2 separate regions of the Homo sapiens genome follow, and region 2 is linked to region 1. Evidence: chromatin contacts called from ENCODE Hi-C or POLR2A ChIA-PET data. All regions are on one chromosome and are shown on one strand. The core of a region is the stretch at or near the end of the contact, and the rest is flanking DNA. Distances in the headings are between cores, read along the strand shown.

Region 1 (6,865 bases), core at 4,353-6,852:
CTGGTCTCAAACTCCTGGACTCAAGCAACCCTCCCATCTTAGCCTCCCAAGTAGCTGGGATTACTGGCACATACTACTGCATCTGGACCCCTCTTTTTTTCTTTTTTCTTTTTTTGAGATGGAGTTTCACTTTTGTTGTCCAGGCTGGAGTGCAATGGCACGATCTTGGCTCACTGTAACCTCCACCTCCCGGGTTCAAGTGATTCTTCTGCCTCAGCCTCCCAAATAGCTGGGATTACAGGCATGAGCCACCACATCTGGCTAATTTTGCATTTTTAGTAGAGATGAGGTTTCTCCATGTTGGTCAGGCTGGTCTCGAACTCCCAACCTCAGGTGATCCACCCGCCTCAAACTCCCAAAGTGCTGGGATTACACGTGTGAGCCACTGTGCCTGGCCTACCCCTCTTTTTTAAACACACTCTTTAATGGTATTATTTTCAGCATTGTGGACATGTTCTTTAGCTTTCTTCTCAGTTGGCTAGCCAACCAAGTGATATAAATAAAAAATCATCCAATTAGCTGATTGGTTTGCAGGATCACCAGAGCAAAGTGTGTTCATATTCATTTTTTTGGTTATTGTTCAAAATTCCCACTTCAGCATGTAAAAGGAAATGTGAGGCTGTTGCTACAGAGGGCACAACACTGGGCCAATTGAGGGGGCCTGTGCTATGACCTCTAGAAAAAGCAGGCTGGAGATGCCACAACATAGTGACAGAGAAAGCATTGTGAAGTTCAAGGGTGACTGAATCAGACTGTGGGAATGTGAAAGGGCTTTATGGAAAAGAGGATCATTGTGATAGACTTTGGAGCATGAGAAGGGTATGGGGCAACCTGGGAAGAGATGAAATTGAAAAGGGGGATTGAGGCCAGGCACGGTGGCTTACTCCTGTAATCCCAGCAATTTGGGAGGCCGAGGCAAGAGGATCGTTTGAGGTCAGGAGTTCGAGACCAGGCTGGCCAATATGATGAAAACCCATCTCTACTAAAAATGCAAAAATTAGCCGGACATGGTGGTGGGTGCCTGTAATTCCAGCTACTCAGGAGGCAGAGGCTGGAGAACCGCTTGAACCCGGGAGGTGGAGTTTGCAGTGAGCTGAGACTGCACCATTGCACTCCAGCCTGGGCAACAGAGCAAGAGTCTGACTCAAAACAACAAGAAAGAAAGAAAAAAAAAGGAGAGAAAGAAAAAAAGAAAGAAAGAAAGAAAGAGAGAGAGAGAGAGAAAGAAAGGAAGAAAGAAAGAAGGAAGGAAGGAAGGAAAGAAGAAAGGAAGAAAGAAAGAAAGAGAAGGAAGGAAGGAAGGAAAGAAGGAAGGAAGAAAAGAGAAGAAAAGAAAGAGAAAGAAAAAGAAAGAAAGGAAGAAAGAAAGAAAAGAAAGAAAGGAAAGAAAGAAAGAAAAAAGAAAGAAAAAGAAAAGAGAAAGAAAGAAAGAAAGAAAGAAAGAAAGAAAGAAAGAAAGAAAGAAAGAAAGAAAAAGAAAGAAAGAAAGAAAGAAAGAAAGACAGGCAAGCCATATTGTGGAAAACATTGAATGCCAGGCAGTGGAGGTAATTCTAACTTTTATTCAATAGGCCAAGGAGGCACTGAGGGATTTTGAGTAAGGCTTTACTTCTAAGGGAATGATTTTGATAGTGCTATGAAGGACCAGTTAGAAAGTGCAGCAGAATTTCAGGTAAGGGATCATAGGATCCTAAAATAAATAGGAGGAAACAAGAAAGGAAAAGTAGGGGAAATTTTGAAAAAAAAAACGGCAAAAGGTCTGTAAACACCAACCTCTTGAATATGAAAGATTAGGAAGAGAAAGGAGTCAAACAGAACACAAGATTCCAGGAGAAAGATGCTGTCAAGAAGAGATCACCATGTCGAGACGATTTGGTGCTTTAATGGTTTGGTTTTTAACATCTGGCATAATAGGAACAAGTGGACTATCCAGGAAGTAATGTGATCTGGAACTCAGGGGAGAAGGCAGGGATGTAGTTGGAGATTTAGGGAGGTTAGCACAAAGTTTAAGATTACTAACTTGGAGTCAAATAGACATGAATTCTAATCCTGGCACCGCCCAGTACTAATGGTGTGGCTTTGGCAAATTCCTTAAATACTCTAAGAAGTTGGAAATTGAAGATAACAACAGTACCTAAGAATTGTGAAGATGAAATGAGTTAATGTGTGTCAAAGCTTAGCACAATGTGATAAATTCTCAATAAATGGCAGATCTTATTTGGGTCACCTGCTGGAGCTATGAGATGGATGGATGATATTATTGGGAGAAGGAGAAGAGGCGGAAGGGGAAGTGGGAGGGAGAGAACTCCAAGGAGGAAAGGGAGGAGGCTTTTGACTTTTGGGAGGAGGCTTTCGGAAAGGACGTCAGAGAATGGGAGAGGGTTCGCTTTGTGAAGAGGGAGAACTGTGTAAAGAGAGCCCCCTCAGCCCTCGTAGTTCCTGAGCCTCCTCTCTTCCCTCTTGAGAGTGTGCCTATACACTCCACCCACCTATATTCTTATGCACTTAGGGCTGTGGGTGAGGTTGTGCAGGTTGTTCCCTGCGCAAGGGTGTGGAAATGAAATTCAGCTATCACTCCCTTTTCCAAGCCTAGAGTTGGCCAGAAGAGGGTGCTTTTCTACGATTTGCCAGCCAGGAGAGGGCGCCTTTCTTTAATTTGCACAAGAGCACCATTTTGCGGCCAGCAGCCATGCCTAAAACACACCTCTAGTTTTTACCACTTAAAACGCAACCAACAAGAGTAACTTTGAATTGGCTTCTGTCCCATATAGGAAAACTCCGAGAATACACAGCACTTACCTACCTGAAGGGACCAGCCATGCCTTAGATCCCAAGCGAAAACGAAGCTCCCTTCTTGGCTCATAGTTCTATATGGGCCAATGAATTCTCACCAAGCCTCAAAATGGAGCCCCCTCCTATTCTAGAAATGAAAACAGGCCTTGGAAAAGCTGGGTTCATTATTCTTCACAGCAGTTTGCATTACATTCTGTTCATGTGATGACAAATAGCTGGTCAATTCATTAAAAATGCAGTCATTCACGCAGACCTTTGGTCTTCACACAATGCCAGTCACCAATCTGACAAACTTAACCAAATGGATTCAGTATTTTTTGGTCATGAAGCCCTGATCTATAATAATGCTGTGGAAAGAGATATGAAAGAAAAGGAAATGATAAAAGGGTTTTTGAAAGCAAGTAATACTATTGTCATTAGATTCTTAGGCATAGCTCTGATGCTTGGATTAATGCTGCCATTTCGTTTTTAAAAAGCAGAGTGGGAAGTCCTCGGAGCACAAGCCCCCACTCCTTTAGCTCCTTGCCTCCCCAGGGAGCCAGCCCTCCTCCCATCACATCCTGGGTCCAAACTAACTCAGGGAGAGGGCTGAGAATGTGTCAGAAGAGGAGGACACGACCAAGTGGTGAGAATTAGAGTCCTCCGAGAGGAGCCCAGGAATAATGCAGCCAAATTCATTCACCAGGGAGTTCTTTAAGTGGCTCTCAAATGGCACCCATCACACAGGCAAGCCTCCGCGTCTTTGCAGCGAGCACAATAGGTACCAGATGAGTCACAGGCACCTTGGATTTTTAGTTTGCATCTAAATAAGCACTTTATATTTGCAAAAGGCTTTCCAGTCATTTGCAAAAAGCTTTCTCCTTCAACAACTCCAGGAGGGGAGTCCACAGAACTAAAGATATATTGAGCCCCCTGTCTGACCAAATAAAAGATGGTGAAAAGCAGCCCTCACAGAACTCTGGGGCTCATTAAACCCAGGCGGGGAGTTAGAGTCAGGCCTTCCCACCCAGGCTGGCCTCTTTCCTCCTGGACTGCTAGCTTCCTAAAGAGCAACCCTTGTCAGCACACACACACACATACACACACACACACACACACATCTCCCACCCTGGGACAGGGCTCTGAGATTGAAATCAAATTCTGCAAGGTACTGAGACCTTCAGTAAGTGACCAACCATATAGATCCTGCTCATAGGACCGGAAGTCAGAAGGGGCAACATCCTGCTCATAGAACCAGAAGTCAGAAGGGGCATCACAGTTATCTCATTTAAGTGGAAATGCTAAATGCTTGCATGAAGTGCTGCAGCCTCTTAGCACAGGTGTGGGACTAGAAATGGAATCTCCTGACTTTCCACCAGCACTCTATTACAATAAGTGACACCTTCATTGGTGAAGGTGAGGATGGGGCACCTATGTCTTCAATGCCCTGGCTACCTCTATGCTAATGCTAACTTACATGAGTCTGGAAGCAACAATAATAAAAATAGTTAACATTTATTTAGCATGTACTATGTGCCAGACACTAAGAACTCTTCATTCATTATTGCTAACCTTCACGACAACCCAGAGAGAGAGATGTAATACCCTCACTATATAAATAAAGGTGCTGAGACTAGAATGGGTAGGTGAGCTTGCCGAGATCACACAACTGGGTGGTGCAAGAGTAAGGATTCAGGCAGCCTCTGTCTATTACAGCACACTCCCTTACTCAGAGATGCTGAGGTGCGAGTCTGGCTCTGGGCTCCCTAGCTATAGAGTCACACTGCCTGGCTAAAAATCCAGGCTCTACAGTTTAATAGCAATGTGACCTTGGGCAAGTCAATTAACCTGTCAGAGCCTCAGTTCTCTTATCTGTTTAGTGGAGATAATAACAACTACCTCAAAGGGTTGTTAGGAGGATTAAATGAATTAATATTCGTAAAGCACTTCAAATAGTGCCTGTCACATAGAAAGTGTCATGTACATTTTTGGTGGATAAATAAACAAATTTAATATTACCTGATATCAGGAGGAAGGGGAAGACAACCATAAACTCACTGATATGAACAATCACTGATCCCTTGAGCTAGCACAATAATTATGACAACAATAACAATAATAATACCGTCTTTTGAATGTTTAGTATTAATCACTGGGCACTGTGACTTAAAAAAAAAAAAGGTTTACAGAGAAAATATCATTCAATATTCATTACAGCCTTTTCGGGCAGAAATTATTATCCCCATTGTACAGATGAGAAAATTGGATCTTAGAAAAAACAAACCACTGGCCCATGGCTACACAGTTCAGTGGCAGAGCCGGGATTCAGAGCTGATCAGTCCGTTTCTCATGCCCGCGGACTTAATCACCAAGCACACTGCCAGTGCTGGGGTCAGCGGAGTCATCCACACCAGAAACGGCCCAGGGAGCTAAGAGCTCAGACACAAGGGGAGGGTCCCTGGCTCAGGGTCTGCAGGGGCGGCGCGCACAGTGCGAGGCTGGCAGGTCCGGACCTGGGAATACCGCCGCGAGCGCAGCGGCCAGATGTTCAGAGGTGGCCCTGGGCCAAGCCTCTCTCTCCCGGCCAAGCCCAGCCCAGCCCTCCGGGTGCTTTGGCGCGGCCCTCGCCTGCAGTCGGTCACGTGCAATCGCTCCGAGAGGAAGTCAGAGGCTAAGCGGTCGGCCTGGGTGGGAATGCAGGGTCCCTGCAGGGTTCCAGGAAGCAGGGCGCCGGGCTTTCCCTCTCTGCCTCCCCACAGAGCCTGGAGAGCCCCCAGGTGAGCAGTGAACTTCTCACCCCAGCCGTGCTGGCAGAGTTCTTGCTGCATTATAGTGCCCTCCGATGGCCAATTCCGGTACAGCCTCCCTGTCGCAGTCGGCTTATGACAAGCGGGGGCCTCATTTATTCTAACAGTTTAATCATGTTTAAAAAAGAGCAAGAAAAAAATTACTGTAACAGTGTTAAATTGTAGTCTTGTCTCTTACTTCTTATCCAAGTGAACAAAAATCTTTGTCACAGAAGTTTTCCCTAATGCAGACTTTCTCAAAACCTGTCTAATCATAAGATGCACTTGCTTGTTAAAAATACACATTTCTGTTCTCACTGATATGTGGGAGCTAAGCTATGAGGATGCAAAGGCATAAGAATGATACAATGGACTTTTGGGACTTGGGGGAAGAATCCCCAAGGAGGGGGATTCGAGAGAGGACTTGCATCAGATGAAGGGGAGTGGGGTGAGGGATAAAAGACTACAAATATGGTACAGTGTATACTGCTTGGGTGATGGGTGCACCAGGATCTCGCGAATCACCACGAAGAACTTATGTAACCAAATACTACCTGTACCCCAATAACTTATCGAAAAATAAAATAATTTCAAAAAAGAAGAAACAAAAATGCACATTTCTGGGTTCCACTTCAGAAGTACTAAATCAAAATCTCCAGAAACTAAGCCTGATATTCTGCATTTTAACAGGACCCCCAGGCAATTAACAGAATCGAGCGAATTGAGGAAACTCAGTTGTGGGCGCACGCAGTGCTCTGCAAGCGGTAACCACCCTTGCCATGCTGACTTCACTGAGGAAGCCCTTGTCCCCCACAAGAACTCAGAGAGCTGTCGATGCCCTCGAGAGGGAGGAGGGCACTCAGGAGAAACACACCTCAGAGGTGGGAGACATGGCTCTGCCACAATTTGCTGCAGAACCTTGGGCTCATAACTGACATCCTTGCATCTCTGCTTCCTCCTTTATGGGATAGAGCCAGGGTTCCCTACACTTGTTGGCCCACTTCATTAATGGAGCCTCCAGGGAGTTGCTGAACATTATAGCATATTTAGGAAAGTATATAACTCTCAGTGGTCTGCTGAAGCCGGCTTATCATGGCTAGCGAGAGCTGATTGGCAAAATTTTAGAAACTTTTTGCATCAGTTATTAAAGCTTTGGTGGTAGCTTAAAATAGGCCATGGTGGGAGTATTGACACCACAGAAATTGGCAAATAATACAAATTAGGGCTTTTTGTAAACTACAGAGCCTGTTGTTAGCCATTTACCAGCACACCACTGAATACACAGAAGGGTCAGGCTCTTTTACATC
Region 2 (7,128 bases), core at 4,308-6,807, 85 kb before region 1:
TTCAGAATCCACCTGGGCATCCAAGAGGCAGTTGCTGAGTTTATCTACAGTGTCTCTAGGACCCTAGGGCATCTCATACAAGCAGAAAAGGGGGAGAAGCAGGTCCTAAAACTGTGGCTGCAGGAACAATTTGCTTTTGCATTTGAAGTGGACTGCTCCCTTACCAGGCAGAAACAGAGCTGTCTCACACAAAGAAAGAGTTGGTTCACAAAAGAGATAATTAATAAATGAGCTGTGCTGGGTTTTGTGTTTTGATTGTTGTTTCTTGGGCTTAATACCGTTTGAAGCAATAAGCAATGGTGAAAGAATTCTATGCGGACAGGTCATTCTCATCTTTGGCCACACTCCTCTTCATTGGTTGGAGGGTATACAACACCTATTTCTGAGGGTTATAAAAGGAATCAAATTAGGCAAGATATGGATTTGCTCACTGGCCACATGCAAGGCACAGTATTTCTCACTCTGAAAGATATAAAGATGAGTTCAATGGGAATTCTGCTCTTGAGAACTTATAGTTTGATGAGAGAGTCAGGCTGCACAAATAGTTAGCTGTATCACCAGGAAGAAAGTGATGGCATGAGATAAAGGATAAAGGACTAGGGAGATACAAGGGAGAATGTATTTCTAACATGAAGAATCATGGCCAGGCACGGTGGCTTATGCCTGTAATCCCAGCACTTTGGGAGGCCAAGGTGGGTGGATCACCTGAGGTCAGGAGTTCAAGACCAGCCTGACCAACATGGTGAAACCCCGTCTCTACTAAAAATACAAAAACTAGTCGGGCATGGTCCATGCACCTGTAGTCCCAGCTACTCAGGAGGCTGAGAGAGGAGAATCACTTGAACCCAGGAGGCAAGGAGGCAGAGGTTGCAGTGAACCGAGATCATACCACTGTACTCCAGCCCGGGTGACAGAGAGAGACTTCATCTCAAAAAAAAAAAAAAAAAAAAAAAAAAAAAAAAAAAAAAAAAGAATCAAGGAGAATCCATGTTTTTAGAGGCAAAGACATTTTAGTTGGGCCTATCCTAATGACCTCATTTTAACTTGATCGTCTGCAAAGATTCTGTTTCCAAATAAGGTCACATGCTCATGTACTGGAGGTTAGGACTTCATCCTTTTGGAGGGATCAATTCAACCCAAAGTGGTAAGTATGTATATCTTCTGGAAATGTGACACTATGTTCTAAGGGGCTATACTATTGGAGTCATAGGGTAAGGCCACAATTGTGTGAATGAAGGTGGATTCTCTACTGAAGGAAGAAGATAATATACTGATTAGGCATCTTTGTAAAATATGGAAACAGAAAATGGGGAATACAGGCCTGGATTGGGGTTAGTTCCTCTGTCTGGACTTTGACTTCGGCCTAGACACTGTGGAATTGAGGCATGTGTGAGATGTTTCTGGGTGGTAGAGAAAAACTGGCCTCTTCCTAAAATGGTGGTGAAGAGAATGGGCTCTGAGCAGAAGGGAGCTGTATGGAGGCCAGCTGAATGGACTGGGAACTGAGGACTCCAAGAACAGCCCTATCTAGTAGCCAGTTGTTATTCTTTATATGAACGTCCCTCTGTGATCCCCAGCCCTAAGAAAAGTCTTGTTAAAGCCACAGTTTGGTCTAACACTAGAGAGTTTATGTTCATGCCTGGATTACAGTGATAAGGGGAAGTCCATGGGTGTGTCCAAGGACCAAAAATTGCAGGTGAGAGTCTATAGTCACATTGGTTAAGTCATCCACAGGATTCCTTGTGAGAAACCCCCTGAGAATTTCCAGAGAGCAGACTCTGGGCATTGTTACTGATATGATCTAATTCGTACCAACTTTTTGCTGAGATAGTCACATTACTTACAAGCTTTGCTACTGACAGCTCAAATGAGAGAAATTTTTTTTATCATTTTTAGGAGCTGTTTTATATCATTAAAACCATATGCTGAAAGACAAATTCATTAAAGAAAAAAATAGACATTTCCAAGAAATAAAACTAATGCATTTTGTAACCGCCCACATGATCATGGTTAGATTGCATGTATTTAGTGATCAGCTTTCTTTAACTCTTTTTTTTTTCTCAAGACAGAGTCTTGCTCTGTTGCCCAGGCTGGAGTGCAGTGGCACCATCTTAGCTCACTGCAACCTCCGACTCCCAGATTCAAGTAATTCTCCTGCCTCACCCTCTTGAATAGCTGGGATTACAGGCACGTACCACCACGCCCAGCTAATTTTTGTATTTTTAGGAGAGATTGGGTTTCGCCATGTTGGCCAGGCTGGTCTCAAACTCCTGACCTTGTGAACCGCCTGCCTTGGCCTCCCAAAGTGCTAGAATTACAGGCCTGAGCCACCGCGCCCAGCTCTTTAACTCTTAAAAATAAGCACAACAGAGACCAGGAATGACACTTTGAGAACCACTGCTGGAGAGAACTTCACCATCAAATGTGCAGCGTCCTAAGAATGATGAAGGCACTGTCCCTGGCAAGACAGTTCAGAACCGATTCAGAAGAGCTCATGCATAGCAGCCTAAGTCATTGCCATCCACTATTGCCTCCCATCTTGGGGAGACTCTTGCTGTCTGGATAACACAGCTGAGCCTTCTGCCTTGTATTGTGACTGTACTGATTTGTTCCAAATACTTTGGGTGAGAAAACTCTGTTGGATTTTTCAGTTAGCATGTCTGCCTGCTCTTTTATTTCTCTGACCCCAATATTTATATCTTATAAAACTAATCAAGCTGGTGATACCAGTAAAATTTCACACTACACACATTCTTAATTATGAAACATTAGAAGAATTTTTTTTAATCAGCAAAATGAAAATGGCATTTGATAGCACCTCTTCTTTTCAATATAGTAGATAGAGGTTCTGGCCAGCACAGAAGAAAGAAAAATAAAACAAAGTATAAGTATTTGCTAAAAGTCAACGTGCCAGGCCACCTCACTGGGAGAACTGCAATATCAGCGTCTTTGGGTCTCTCCTCTTGAGCTGATTAGATTCTGAGAGAGGAACATTCCAAACAGCTGCTATGACGAGCAAAGAGGGGTGGAGTGAGGGGTCCATATGTCAGTGACCATCAGTTCTCTTCTTCAGTATTCGCCAGAACTGTCCAATTTGCTTCTCATTCCCTGGTTCCAAGATCCTCTCTTCACTTTAAAAACCAGCTGCATTTTGGGAAGGGGAGGGCAGTGGATCAGGGTCTTGCTCAAAGCTCAAGCCACTGCCACCAATCTCCATATGATGGCTTCCACTCCTCACCAGCTCCAGAGCGATTTGGTGCTGTTACACCCTTCATTTTTGAGGATTCTGCAACATAAACTGTGATGCTTCCCTGGCTCCCCTGGGAGAAGTACTGGACGGCAGCAGTCCCAGGCGGCTGAACAATGTTGTATTCTGTGTAGCGGCCATCCTCTTTCCTGAACTCTCTCCAGGTGTTTGCTAATGTGAGCATTCTGGAACACATTTCCTGGTACATGTGGGAAAGCTTTGTTTTGGAAAGACCTTTAGGACATAGGACCAAACTTTTCCAAAGTGATTTTACTAATTACAGAACCATCCACAACATAAAAGAGATCCTGAATTTCCATGTCTTCTCCACACTGAGTATTTTGACTGGATTGACTTTAATGGCCAGCCCCTTGGTACAGTTTATCGTGGGGTCAGCGGGTAAAATTAAGTGATAAGTGGGACACACTCTCTCCACGCCCTGCATGAACAGGTTCCTTACATGTATGTTCTTATGTGCACGTTTGTGCGCAAGCTTGCAGGTCGCCCCGACCCAACCGGCATCAACTTCCATTTAGAATAATTGAGGGTTAAATTCCCAGGAATTAAAAAATGAAACTGAGGCCTCTGAGACTTGTAGTTCGGCTGGCGGAGGCTGCACGCGGCTCTCTGGTATCTGTAGTCGGAAGTACTCTCTGCATATGCGGATGCAGGTGCCGCGTGGCTTTTGTCTTGCTCCATTGCAGCGACATCCGAGGCAGTGGTGCAGGACATGTCCATGATCTTAACCTGGAAGAAGTGGGAGCAGCTGGACCAGCCCCAGAGGACCCCGTACTGGGAGGTGACACCAGAGACCTGCAGACCACTCGTCACGGGGGCATGCAAACCACAGTTGACCTACTAGCTGAAGCAGTGATAAAAGAGCAGAAAATACCTTTGCTAAAGCTGCTGTCCAGGTGACAAAGTAAAAGCCAAAGCCAGCCAGCCTTGTCCTAGGGAGCCTTGCTCCTGGAAAGACTAACTCAGGGAGCCAGAAGTTCCTCCAGGTTGAGGTGAGTGAGGGAAAGAGTGGTTGTGAGAGGTGACAGCGTGCTGGCAGTCCTCACAGCCCTCGCTCGCTCTCGGCGCCTCCTCTGCCTGGGCTCCCACTTTGGCGGCACTTGAGGAGCCCTTCAGCCCACTGCTGCACTGTGGGAGCCCCTTTCTGGGCTGGCCAAGGCCGGAGCCGGCTCCCTCAGCTTGCAGGGAGGTGTGGAGGGAGAGGAAAGAGCGGGAACCCGGGCTGCACGCGGCACTTGCGGGCCAGTTGGAGTTCAGAGTGGGCATGGGCTTGGCGGGCCCCACACTCGGAGCAGCCGGCCGGCCCTGCCGGCCCCAGGCAATGAGGGGCTTAGCACCCGGGCCAGCGGCTGCGGAGGGTGTACTGGGTCCCCCAGCAGTGCCAGCCCACCGGCGCTGCACTCGATTTCTTGCTGGGCCTTAGCTGCCTTCCCGTGGGGCAGGGCTCGGGACCTGCAGCCCGCCATGCCTGAGCCTCCCACCCCCTCCGTGGGCTCCTGTACGGCCCGATCCTCCCCGATGAGCGCCGCCCCCTGCTCCACGGCACCCAGTCCCATCGACCACCCAAGGGCTGAGGAGTGCGGGTGCATGGCGCAGGACTGGCAGGCAGCTCCACCTGCAGCCCCGGTGCGGGATCCACTGGGTGAAGCCAGCTGGGCTTCTGAGTCTGGTGGGGACATGGAGAACCTTTATGTGTAGCTCAGGGATTGTAAATACACCAATCAGCACCCTGTGTCTAGCTCAGGGTTTGTGAATGCACCAATGGACACTCTGTACCTAGCTACTCTGGTGGGGCCTTGGAGAACCTTTATGTCTAGCTCAGGGATTGTAAATACACTGATCAGCACTCTGTATCTAGCTCAAGGTTTGTAAACACACCAATCAGCACCCTGTGTCTAGCTCAGGGTTTGTGAATGCACCAATCTACACTCTGTATCTAGCTACTCTGGTGGGGCCTTGGAGAACCTTTATGTCTAGCTCAGGGATTGTAAATACACCAATCGGCACTCTGTATCTAGCTCAAGGTTTGTAAACACACCAATCAGCACCCTGTGTCTAGCTCAGGGTTTGTGAATGCACCAATGGACACTCTGTATCTAGCTACTCTGGTGGGGACTTAGAGAACCTTTATGTCCACACTCTGTGTCTAGCTAATCTAGTGGGGACGTGGAGAACCTTTGTGTCTAGCTCAGGAATTGTAAACACACCAATCAGCGCCCTGTCAAAACAGACCAGGCCTCTACCAATCAGCAGGATGTGGGTGGGGCCAGATAAGAGAATGAAAGCAGGCTGCCGGAGCCAGCAGTGGCAACCCGCTGGGGTCCCTTTCCACACTGTGGAAGCTTTGTTCTTTCGCTCTTTGCAATAAATCTTGCTACTTCTCACTCTTTGGGTCCACACTGCTTTTACCAGCTGTAACACTCACCGCAAACGTCTGCAGCTTCACTCCTGAAGCCAGCGAGACCACGAGCCCACCGGGAGGAACGAACAACTCCAGACGCGCCGCCTTAAGCCTTAAGAGCTGTAACACTCACCACGAAGGTCTGCAGCTTCACTCCTGAGCCAGCGAGACCACGAACCCGCCAGAAGGAAGAAACTCCGAACACATCCGAACATCAGAAGGAACAAACTCTAGACGCGCCACCTTAAGAGCTGTAACACTCACCACAAGGGTCCGCGGCTTCATTCTTGAAGTCAGTGAGACCAAGAACCCACCAATTCCGGACACAGTTGGAAATGCAGAAGGGCACTTGAGTTTGGCTGCAGTCTCCCACACGGAGACCTTCTGGAGGAAGATGAGCCCTAAACGCGATGGGTTGGGGACAGGTGATGGTCTGCACTCACAGGTTTTACAGGAGCAGGTCTCCACAGGAGACAATCTCCATGAATGTGACTCCCAGGGACCAAGTAAAGACACTTTGGTTCGTGAGGGGAAGACCTACAAATGCAAGGAATGTGGGAGCGTGTTTAACAAAAACAGCCTCCTTGTTCGACATCAGCAGATTCACACTGGGGTGAAGCCTTATGAATGCCAGGAGTGTGGAAAAGCCTTTCCTGAAAAGGTCGACTTCGTTCGACCCATGAGGATTCACACAGGGGAGAAGCCCTGTAAGTGCGTGGAGTGCGGGAAGGTCTTCAACCGCAGGTCGCACCTCCTGTGCTACCGCCAGATTCACACTGGAGAGAAGCCCTATGAGTGCAGCGAGTGTGGAAAGACCTTCAGCTATCACTCTGTCTTCATCCAGCATCGTGTGACCCACACTGGAGAAAAACTCTTTGGGTGCAAAGAATGTGGAAAAACCTTTTACTACAACTCTTCCTTAACCCGGCACATGAAGATTCACACTGGAGAGAAGCCCTGCAAGTGCAGTGAGTGCGGGAAGACCTTCACCTACCGCTCTGTTTTCTTCCGACATAGTATGACCCACACTGCAGGAAAGCCCTACGAGTGCAAAGAATGTGGGAAAGGTTTTTACTACAGCTATTCCCTCACTCGACATACAAGGAGTCACACTGGAGAGAAACCTTATGAGTGCCTTGAACATAGAAAGGACTTTGGCTACCACTCTGCTTTTGCCCAACAGAGTAAGATCCACTCTGGAGGAAAAAACCTTTGAGTGCAAATGATGTGGGAATTTGTGGGTTTTCTTTTTTTTTTTTTCTTTGATACATAGAGAGCCACACTGAGGAGAAGCACTCTGAATTCAGTGGCAGTAGGAAAGCTGTGACCTGCAGCTCATCCTCACTTGGCATTGAAGAATTCCTTCCAGAGATAAACTCTATGAGATATGTGGGAAGGCCTTTTGCAAGTGGGCCCACATCAGTCAACGTCAGAGAACTTAAACTGCGAAAAGACATTTTGA

Evidence for each region. A loop is a pair of places that touch in the nucleus more often than their neighbours do. ChIA-PET counts read pairs that join two places held with the same protein, here RNA polymerase II (POLR2A). Pooled maps may share reads with other maps.
Region 2: a map of CD4-positive, alpha-beta memory T cell shows a loop between it and region 1 (5-fold over the local background). The contact joins the promoter of ZNF80 here to the enhancer-like site in region 1. A Hi-C loop is called at or near these places in 2 of 168 maps with a recorded cell type or tissue (CD4-positive, alpha-beta memory T cell and CD8-positive, alpha-beta T cell), 2 of 37 single-sample maps with no recorded cell type and 8 of 50 pooled maps. POLR2A ChIA-PET finds 5 or more read pairs at or near these places in 3 of 52 experiments (GM10248, activated B cell and activated naive CD4-positive, alpha-beta T cell).

Annotation. Positions count from the first base shown.
Region 1 is chr3:114,151,353-114,158,217 of GRCh38, reverse strand. The region is part of intron 3 of DRD3 (dopamine receptor D3); the gene reads left to right. Among named protein-coding and RNA genes, the nearest start is that of DRD3, 24 kb to the left of the region's middle. RefSeq lists enhancers at 2,901-3,410, 3,411-3,920, 5,278-5,811. Within about 2 kb of position 5,602, at least 10 of the 41 ENCODE cell types and tissues checked have a DNase peak (open chromatin) inside an H3K27ac peak, as active enhancers do.
Region 2 is chr3:114,236,007-114,243,134 of GRCh38, reverse strand. It overlaps ZNF80 (zinc finger protein 80), which reads left to right and starts at 5,557. Exons shown (of 1, transcript NM_007136.4): 1 at 5,557-7,128. The coding sequence starts at 6,061. The coding sequence ends at 6,882. RefSeq lists a promoter at 3,738-5,610.